Linked DNA regions of Homo sapiens: region 2 is linked to region 1. Evidence: chromatin contacts called from ENCODE Hi-C or POLR2A ChIA-PET data. All regions are on one chromosome and are shown on one strand. Each heading gives the region's core, a stretch centred on a gene start or an enhancer-like site at or near the end of the contact. The rest is flanking DNA. Distances are from core to core; before and after follow the strand shown.

The links. A loop is a pair of places that touch in the nucleus more often than their neighbours do. ChIA-PET counts read pairs that join two places held with the same protein, here RNA polymerase II (POLR2A). Pooled maps may share reads with other maps.
Region 2: a map of vagina shows a loop between it and region 1 (8-fold over the local background). The contact joins the enhancer-like site here to the promoter of TMEM269 in region 1. A Hi-C loop is called at or near these places in 2 of 168 maps with a recorded cell type or tissue (mammary epithelial cell and vagina) and 4 of 50 pooled maps. POLR2A ChIA-PET finds 5 or more read pairs at or near these places in 3 of 52 experiments (activated B cell, activated CD4-positive, alpha-beta T cell and naive thymus-derived CD4-positive, alpha-beta T cell).

What each region holds. Positions count from the first base shown.
Region 1 is chr1:42,781,660-42,786,399 of GRCh38, forward strand. It overlaps TMEM269 (transmembrane protein 269), which reads left to right and starts at 3,332. Exons shown (of 6, transcript NM_001354602.2): 1 at 3,332-3,423. TMEM269-DT (TMEM269 divergent transcript) reads right to left here and starts at 3,236. Exons shown (of 4, transcript NR_133055.2): 1 at 3,024-3,236; 2 at 2,343-2,463. RefSeq lists an enhancer at 3,332-4,073.
Region 2 is chr1:43,226,199-43,231,576 of GRCh38, forward strand. CFAP57 (cilia and flagella associated protein 57) reads left to right here. Exons shown (of 23, transcript NM_001378189.1): 18 at 785-928. All of the region lies in intron 1 of LOC105378685 (a long non-coding RNA gene), which reads right to left. Among named protein-coding and RNA genes, the nearest start is that of TMEM125, 41 kb to the right of the region's middle. Within about 2 kb of position 4,124, at least 2 of the 41 ENCODE cell types and tissues checked have a DNase peak (open chromatin) inside an H3K27ac peak, as active enhancers do.

The DNA.
Region 1 (4,740 bases), core at 2,082-4,581:
TGCCACTCTCAGGACTCAGCATGTTCCTGCTTTGCTGACCTTGCTGTTCTTCCCACACACCAAGCTCATTGCCGCTCATTTACATTTGCTGTCTCATCTGCTTGGAGCATTGCCTCCAGGGTCTTTGCAGGTTTGTGTCTTCTCATCCTTTAGGTCCCTGCTGAAATACCACTTCCCTGATTACCCTATCAGAAATACCAACCCTTCTCACATTAAAGTGGTTCTGATTCTGCTTTGTTTTCCACAGCATTTAGCACAACCAGAAATGATTTATGTTTTGCTTCTGTTTATAAGTTCTCTGATTATAAGTTCTGTGAGGACAGAGACTGTCTTTGTCTTGTTTACTGCTGTCTCGAGCATCTAAAATAGTGCCTGGCGCATGATAAACACTCTTAATAATGAATAAGTGGGCCAGGCATGGTAGCTTATGCCTGTAATCCCAGCACTTTGGGAGGCCAAGGCAGGCAGATCACTTGAGGTCAGGAGTTCAAGACCAGCCTGGCCACCAGGGTGAAACCCCCATCTCTACTAAAAATATAAAAATCAGTTGAGTGTGGTGGCGGGCACCTGTAATCCCAGCTACTCAGGGGGCTGAGGCCTGAGAATTGCTTGAACCTGGGAGGCGGAGGTTGCAGTGAGCCGAGATTGTGCCACTGCACTGCAGCCTGGGCGACAGAGTGAGACTCCACTTCAAAAAAAAAAAAAAAAAAAAGAAAGAAAAAAAGAATAAATCAATGGATGGACATCTGCAGCTCTGCACCTATATCCTGTGAAGGATCCAAGTCAATGCAGTTAATAGAAATATAATGTGAGCCACATGTGTGATCTAAATTTTTCCAGTAGCTACATCAAAAAGTAAAAAGTGAAATTAACTTTAAGAATACATTTTATCACCAGGTGCAGTGGCTCATGCCTATAATCTCAGCACTTTGGGACTCTGAGGCAGGAGGATCGCTTGAGCCTAAGAGTTCAAGACCAACCTGGCCAACATAGGGAGATCTCATCTCTACAAAAAATACAAACATTAGCCAGGCATGGTGGCATGTGCCTGTGGTCCCAGCTACTTGGGAGGCTGAGGTAGGAGGATTGCTTGAGCCCGGGAGGTCCAGGCTGCTTTGAGCCATGATCATGTCACTGCATTCCAGCATGGGTGACAGAGTGAGACCCTGTCTCAAAAAAATAAATACATACATACATTTTATCTAACCCAACATATCCAAACTATTAGCATTTCAACAAATTACTAAAAGAAATTATTTTACATTCTTTTTTAAACTAAGCATTCAAACTTTGGTATGTACTTTATACTTACAGCACGTCTCAATTCAGACTAGCCACCTTTCAAGTGCTCAGTAGCCACATGTGGCTGCTGGCTACCATATTAGCACAAGTGTAAGTAGCCTAACTTACTGTTCCTGTTCTGTACTTCCTGTGAGATCCAGAATGAGGGAAGCTAGAAACTTCTGTTAGGGGGGTATCTTTCTCAGCTACCCTGCTTCCTTCCCCTCTCCTGAAGGAAACTTTGGGGATGTCCAGGTTAATAGATGTATGATCATATCCTTAGATTAATAATGCTAATAATTGAGCTTCTACTCTCTGTCAAGCATATAATCTCATTTAATTCTGACAACAATCCCATTTTACAGATTAGGAAACAGGTTCAGAAAAAGTAACTTGTTCATGTTTATACATCTGGTAAGTGTTAACGCTGGAATGTAAACTTGGTTTAAAGGTAAGCTGGTATAATCATTACGCTACAATTTTTAACTTGCCACTCTTTTTTTTTTTTTTTTCTGAGATGGAGTCTAGCTTTGTCACCCAGGCTGGAGTGCAGTGGTGCAATCTCGGCTCACTGCAGCCTCCGCCTCCCAGGTTCAAGCATTCTCCTGCCTCAGCCTCCCGAGTAGCTGGATCTACAGGCACGCACTGCCACACCCGGCCAATTTTTTTTTTGTATTTTTAGTAGAGACAGGGTTTCACCATGTTGGCTAGGATGGTCTTGATCTCCTGACCTCGTGATCTGCCTGCCTTGGCCTCCCAAAGTGCTGGGATTACAGGTGTGAGCTACCATGCCTGGCTAATTTGCCACTTTAATGGGCCACATGGCAGGGAGCAATGAAGAGAAACACGTGGATGGTCAAAGGAAGCTGGCCTGACTCAGGCTGGGGCGTGTAGCAAACCTTTTGTTGCCTCCGCCCGGTTTCTCACACACCCTAGGTCTGACTTTGGTATCACTGTTTTCAGGTCTCAGCTCCACTAATTATTAATGGTGTGTTCTTCAGTAGAATCAGCTGTCTGATCCCCTACTTCCTCTTCTGTAGGATGGGAATGCTAACACTAACCTCAGGTTAGCTGAGAAGTTCCAGTGACATGATGAGAATGTCTGTACAACATGTAGCCCAGTACTTGCTGTGTGGTGTTCTCAGAACATGCTTGGTCTTAAACTCCTCTTTCCCGGGCTGGCTGCAAGGAGAGGCAAAGTGTCACTTGACCTTCTAGCTCCCTTGCCCTTTTATATTCTCCTGTGGGGTCCTCACAGTGATCCCTGCTCCAGTGTCGCTTCCGGTGGACTGGTGAGGATGGGGCACTATCTGAGAACCCATGCCTGAAATCCTTACCCAATACCAAAAAGTTTCTTTCTGTAGCACTTTGTCAGCCCAGCTGCCAAAGATAGTCACCTCTGAGATGCTCTTATCCCCTCCCTCTCGCTGCTCTCACCCGTGGGAGTCCATCTCACATGGGCTCCTGAGGGGGCTCCTTCTTCCCATCCCATCTGTTGCTCACCTGCCTCCTGCCCTGCGGGATTGCAGATCCTTCCTCCACAATGCCTGCCAGGTTAGTCTTCCTGAAACAACCTGACCATGTCACCTTCCTACTGAAAAACTTTTCTTCAGGAATTGAATCCAAATTCCTTAGCTTGTCATTCATCCAAATAGTATTCCTATGTGCCTATGCCCTTCCTATAGGCACAGCGAACAGTAGCGAAGCAAACGTACAAGCAGCCCTGCCCGCGTGGAGCTTACCTCTAGGGGCCCAGGAGAGGCTGGGCCCAGCATCCCGGCACAGCCTCGCCTCCCCAGCGCATTTCCCGCCCCACTCCGGGCCCACGCGCCTGGGCCCGCCGTCTCCACCATGAAGCCTTCCCAGCCTGGCCCAGGTAGAGGAGACGTCCCCTTCCCTGGGACTCCTCCATTCCCCACCGCCCCCACTACAAGACCTGGGCTCCCCTGGAAACTGAGGCCCTTCTCCCCGACTACAGACCCGCAACCCCTCCCCTGCTCTGAGGATTGTGAGCTAAGAGCTAGGGTGGGAGTGAGAGGCGCTCCTCGCTAGGGCTGGCCCCCTCCACCGCACAGGAAACGGGGCAGGAGGGCGGACCCCCATCTCATGTAGGAATGCCGTGTCCCCAGGGTGAGCCCTCAGGTGAGCCTCCGCGGCCGCGTGGAAGGGGCGAGAAGGGCGCTGCCCGGGTGCTGTCGGCGACCAGCCCGGCTCCATCTTCCCGATGTGGTCGCGGCTGAAGCCGGGCCTGGGCATTCTCGGGACAGCCAGAGTGGGCCAGGGGACCACGTCCCATCCCCAGAGGCCGGCCCTCCGTCGGAGGGTTTCCAGCCTCCAGGAAAGGAGCGGGGGCTGGGAGGGGAGGGGGTCTGTAACTGGCATGAGCGGCGTCGTCGCCGTGCCTGTGCCACGCGTGTCGCCGGCTGGAGAGCTCCGCCTGGATGGTTTCACTCCGCGGAGGCGCCGCCCCGCCACTCAGTTAGAAACCTCAGAGCCATATTCAACTCTCGTCTCCTCTGCAGCACCACTGCCACAGCCCTGCTTTTCTCCTCACGTCCACCCTCCTCGCCCCCACCCCCGTCTCCTGGCCGGTTTCCTTTTCTGCAGTTTGCCGCCTCCAAGCCGCCCTGCGCTTCCTGCCCGTGTCTGACAAAGACTCTGCTCCCTTACTGAACACCACAGTGCCCGCCACGGGCTGCCACTCAAGGTCACATCCGCACGACCACCCCCTGCAGCCTACCTGCCAGTGTCATCTCTGGTCACCCCTCCCTCCCAGGATCCATCTCCTCATCGTGCTTCCGCACCTGCGGTTCATTCCCTGGGCCAAGAATGTCCCTCCTAATTCTTTGTTCATCCTTAGAGACCCTGATAAATGTCACCACAGGAGTGGAACCTTCCCCTGCCCCACCCCAGACTTAGTCTCTCCACAACAGCTTGCACATCCCCTTGTCCAACATTACACTTGTCCCTACACACAGCTGCCTCCTCTACCAGACTCTGAGCTGCTGGAGTGTGCGGCCTGGCTCTTGTTCTCCTCATCCCCCACCCCACACACAAGGCCCGGCACAGAGCAGCCATTGGCAATAAATAAACCGCATTTTAAAAAATGAGTAAGTGGAAGACCATAAGAACTGGGTAGTTGCTGGGTATGCGGAAGGGGCTGGACTGTTGAGCGTTCATCTGAGGCTTCTTGGAGGCCACACTGGGCAGGGTTAGATGGAAGGTCAATAGATTTGGTGCAGCGAGAGGACCTCAGGGAAGCACCAGAGTGACCTGTGATGTTAATTTAACAAACACAGAACAACTTCTATTGTCAGGCCTCATACTGGGTACAGGGACCTCGGCCAGCACTCAAATTGCATTCCCTGTAGGAAAGCCAGTGTAGGCGGTGCCCAAACAGAGTGCCAAGTGTCACATGGTAAGCACAAGAAGACAAGACCATACAGATGAGGGGCACCT
Region 2 (5,378 bases), core at 2,874-5,373, 450 kb after region 1:
AACTATTTTATTCTGCTTACAGGTGCTACAGATCTGGAATCTGGACAGGGTACAAAAGGATGGCTTATCTCTGTCCCCGATGTCTGGGGCCTCAGCTGGGAATACTGGGGGTGACTCAAAACAGCTGGAGGCTGGAAGATCAACATCCAATGTGGCTTCTTCAGTCACATGTCTGGCACCTTGGCAGGGGTGTCTGGGAGGCTAGGCTCAGCTGGGTCTTTTGATCAGAGCCCCTAATGTGCCCACCAGCCTGGATGTCTCAGTGTAGTTGGACTTCTTACATAGCAGATGCCCTCCCCCAATGCAGGTGTCCCAAGAGAGCCAGATAAAAGCTGCTTGGCCTTTTTTGGCCTAGCCTTGGAAGCCACACAGTCTCCCTTCTGCTGCATTATTTGGGTTACGAACAAGTCACAAGTCAAGGCAAATGCAAGGGAAGGGGATTCGCTTCCACCTCCTGATGGAGAAGCAGCAAGGTCACGCTGTAGAACAGCTGGAGTGTGGGGCGGGAGATGCTGTGGGGGCCATCGTTGGAAAATACCGCTGTTCACAACCTAATATGAATGAGTGAGTGAATGCATGAGAGTCCTTGTACAGAGGCTGAGGGGTCTGTGCTGTAGCCCCATGGGGGGAGTGCCAGCCTCTGTACTGACGAAGGGAGGAGAGGAGTCTCCTGGTTGACCTCTTCAACCAGGAGAGTCACAGGCTTCGTGCTCTTTTGCCCTAAAGGGCTGCAGTATACCAGGGCCTTACAATATCTCTCACTTCTCTCTCATCTCACCCCCAGGAGAAGCGAATTTATGATCTGAAAAAGAAAAATCAAGAACTAGGGAAATTCAAGTTTGTGCTTGACTACAAAATAAAGGAGCTGAAGAAGCAAATAGAACCTCGAGAGAATGAGATCAGGGTGATGAAGGAACAGATTCAGGAGGTAAGAAGCCATTTGCAACACTCTGGCCTCTCAGACCCTCTGTCTCTTCTTCCACAATTGGCTAGCTGGCCTCAGGGACTGAGGAGAAGCTCTTCTCACAGTCCTCTCTGCTCCCAAGGTGTGTGCAGCCTCCAGTCCACAGGGGTGCAACAGGGAAGGCCGTGGCCCCGCTGCAGGCTCAGCTGACCGAAAGCAAATCGCTTGGGAGTTAACTTGCCACGGGACCTGGAGATGGGCTTTGGCCCTACCCGTGCCTCAGTGTGCGGTGTACTGTGCCCTCCTAAGGGAGATGCAGCTATTGGGCATTTGGCCACCAGAGGGCAGTGTGTACTCAGCCAACAGGCTATCCTTCTAGTTCAGCATTTTTTTCTCAAACTGGAAATGTTGGTTGAGACCCCAGGTGAGGCCATGGTGTTTGGACTTCATCTGATAAGGAATGAGAAGTCATCAGAGGCTCTTGAGCAGAAGAGTGGCATAATTAAGAATATGTTCTGGGAAGCAAACAGGATGAAGGTAGAGAGGCGAGATTAGAAGCAGGATCAACTGGACAAGGGTTTCTGAGAATCCTGTGAGGTCCCCCATGCCCCCCACCACACGCCACCTTTCCCTGCAACGTGTGTTGCCCCATCAGCCTCCCCTGCTGGGCTGACAGTGGCGTCCATGTTGATCTAAAACCGAATTCTTGATTTTTCTCTCCCCCTTCCTCCAGTTTTCCCTCTCTCAGTTAGTGGTCTATGATCCACCCAGTTACTTAATGCAGAAATGCAGAAGTCTTTCTTGATTCTTCACTTCTCTTAACTCCTTATCCAAATCATCACCAACATCTGTCTGATCAATTTCCAAAACATATCTCACATCAAACCCTCCTTTCCCGCTGCTGCTATCACCCTGGTACAAGCAGCCACCATCTCTTATCTGGACTGGACTCCAGCCTCCAGTCTGGTCTCCACATAGAGGCCTGAGTGAACTCCCCAGTGGGGTCCCATCCCACCTACAGTAAAATCCAAAGTCCCAGTCAGGCCCACAAGGTCCTGCGTGATCCAGCCTCTCCCTGCCTCTCCAGCCTCCTCTCACAGCTCCCCCTCCCTGCTCCAGCCCACTGACTTTCTGACAGTTCCTGTAAGTCACGCTTTTCCATCTCAGGACCTCTGCAGTGCTGCTGCCTCTGCCTGGAAGGCTCTTCCCCCAGATCGCCACATGGCTGGCTTCTTTGCATCTTTCAGGTCTCAGCCTATATGCCTTCCCTGACCGCCCTAGACAAAATAGGCTTCTGCTCCCTCCTCCATCTTCTCTAATTGTTTGTGCTGAGCCGGGATAACAGATACAAGGGTGTCAGACAGCACTGATGACCCAACTAGAAGTGCCAGAGCCATGGGGGTGCCAGTCTGCCCGGTGACGCCTGTACTCTGGTAAGCCCAGTAAAGAGCCAGGTGGAGATCAGTCCAGGGCCAGGGGGCCCAGAGAGGGTATGTCCTTGTGACAATGACTTTTTCCCTGGCTTCTGGGATGAGAAAGGATGCCCCCAGCTGACCACAGACCTGCCTCCGCTGGGCCTCCTACCATTCTTGAGTGCTTTCAGGGCCCCAAAATGGCAGCTGTCGTCCTTTCGGGGTGCTATAACAAAATACTTTAGAAGGGATAATTTATGGCCAACAGAAATGTATTGCTGAAAGTACTGGAAGCTGGAAAGTCTAAGACCAAGGCTCCAGCAGATTTGGTGTCCAGGCCTGTTCCTCATAGATGGCACCTGCTATGTGTCCTCATGTGATGGGAGGGCAAAAGGGGGCAAACAAGCTCCCTCCAGCCTCTCGTACAAGGGCACAAATCCCATTTGTGAGGGCTCTGCCCTCGTGACCTGATCACCTCCCAAAGACCTGACCTCCTAATCCCATCACTTTGGGGGTTAGGTTTCACCATTGGAATTTGGGGTGGAGGGCACCAACGTTCATCAGACCATAGCAGCCTGAGAAGATGAGAGGAAGAGCAGAGGCCCCACCCACCTGGAGGGCCAGCACACCACAGGCCCCTGGAAATCACTGCCCCCTTTCTCCTTCCTCATTTGACACATTTGTCAGCTGCATTTCAGGTCGGGTCCGTTGTTTGCTAATGGTCAGCTTACTTTCCCCACCAGCACACCTGGGGGGACCATTCATCTTCTCTGGCAGTAACAGGGGCCAACCGTGGCCTTGATGCTCAGCAGGGAATACACTTGCACCTTGGGAGTGATTCCAGCAGGATCCCTCCTACCTCCTTTCGCTGGTGCCAGTTGCTGTCAGGACTGATACCTGGGCCTGGGTGCTTCTGGGAGCCTCTGACCTTGGGGCTTCCCTCTGGGGGTCATAGACACCTTTGGTTCATGCACTGTGGATCTCCTGTAAAGGTCTTTTTCTCCCAGGAAGGAAGCCTCAAGCCCTTGGCTCATTTGTAGAGCTGCAACTTCTAATAACACTTCCTGATTCAGGTACCCGCCCTCACATACTCTTTTTCCAACTTGGCTCTGATGATCCAAGGGTCCCTTTGCCCTGCCTAGGGGAGAGGTTTCCCGAGGCTTGTCGTTTTAGTTTACACTCATTTACTAGGGCAGGGTTTCTCAAGCTCAGCACTACTACTATTTTGAGGTAGGTAATTCTCTGTCATGGAGGGTCTGTCCTGTATATTGTAGGATGTTTAGCAGCGTCCCTGGTCCCTACCTGCTAGATCCCAAAAACACCCCCTATCCAGGATGTTAAAACTAAAAAATGCCTTCAGACCTTGCCAGAGGTCCCCTGGGGGGTGCAAAATGCTTTCTACCCTCCTGCCTGAGCCCCATTGAGAATCTCTGAGTGTGATGAAAAACACATGGAAAAGTAGATGGATTTTCCACACTGGGAAAAGATGCTTGTTTCCACATAAGGGGCTAGGCTTCTGGCTGTCCAGCCAGCTACTCAAATTTGACCTATTTCCCAATTTTTCTATAAACAGATTATTTTTATTCTCAGAGTAGTATGAGTCTTTGCCTGGGGGAAAAAATGAACAGAAGTAAACAATATACTCCTGTATGCCCTCTCTGCTAACCTCATCTGTCACTGCTGGCCTGAGATTTAGAGAATGAGGCACTCAGACATGATCTTCGGGAGCCCCGCAAACAGAAGCCCCCTTTCTCTCTTCCAGCTGCCATTGCCTTGGCCTAGGACGCTATCATCTGCCTCCTCAGCCAAACTGGCAGCCTCCTGACTGGTCTGCCTGGCCCCCGTCTTGCTCTTTTCAGCAGAACCTCTGCATCAGGCCCTCTAAGATGCAAATTACATCATTCCACTCCTGGTCTAAGCCTTCAGTGGCTCTCTGAGCTTTCAGGATAAAGGCAAACTTCTCACCATTTGAGCCTCTGCCCTTGGATCCTGCATGACCTAGCTCAGCCAGCCTCTTCTCCCTCCCCTCTCCCCCCTCTTCAAATCCCTGCTCCTGCAGCCACCCTAAGCCACTTGCAGCCTGCAGAGATGCGCCAGGCTGCCCATGCCTCTGGTCCTCTCTGTGTGCAGGCTGTTCTGTCTGCCTGGAATTCTTTCCCCTTTTGTCCTCTAATACTTATTCTTCCTCCCAAATCCAGTGGACGCATCCCATCTTTTTGGGTGCTGCCTGCTCACCTCCTCTGTGTACACACAGTGCTTTCTGCCTTAACTGCAGTGTTTATCCTACTCCACCTGAATTTCTGATTTACTTCTTTCTTATCCTTGCAGACCTGAGGCCTCTTGAAGGCAGAAACTACTTCTTAATCAGCCTTAGATCTCTAAGTCTACAACAAGCTGGGCGGCCCTTTCTAATGGGCACATTCTTTAGCTGTGCAAATACCCACACTCAATGTGTATCCCCTACAAGGTGGTTCTATATAACTCTGCCAACACTGCCTTCTTATCTTGTCATTCCTCTTCCAGAAGCAGGGTGTTTCAGGCTCTTTTCGTGTCCCTCACTATTGCTCTCCTTTGTCCACCACACTTGCCATTATTCGTTCATTCATCAAATATTTGAGTGCCACCTTTATGCCAGGCTTTGGGTCAGAGGGCTATTCTGTCTATACAAAATGCTTCCAGTAATGAGGAAAACCTTCTAAAAGCTGCCCTTTTGTGTCTAGAACATGGATGTGTTCATTAGGGCCTCCTGGCACCCCCCAGAAGGTTACCAAGAGCCTTGAAATTTGACCAAAGGGCCTGGGATAGACTAGAGGGGGAGGGTCTACTCTACCTAGCCGTGAAAAAATCCAGTGAATGATCCCATTCTCCCAAAACAGTCAGCAAACCTCCCTCTTATCAGAAATACTAGTGTCCACCAGATATAGTCCATAAGTCATTAGGAGTTAGGTCAATGAAAGCTCATGCACAGCTAGTCTCATCCTAATTGGACACTCCAGTTGTCATTCCCATGACTTTGGTTAATATAAATGCAAAAATGAATTTTTAAAAAATCTTTCAGCCCG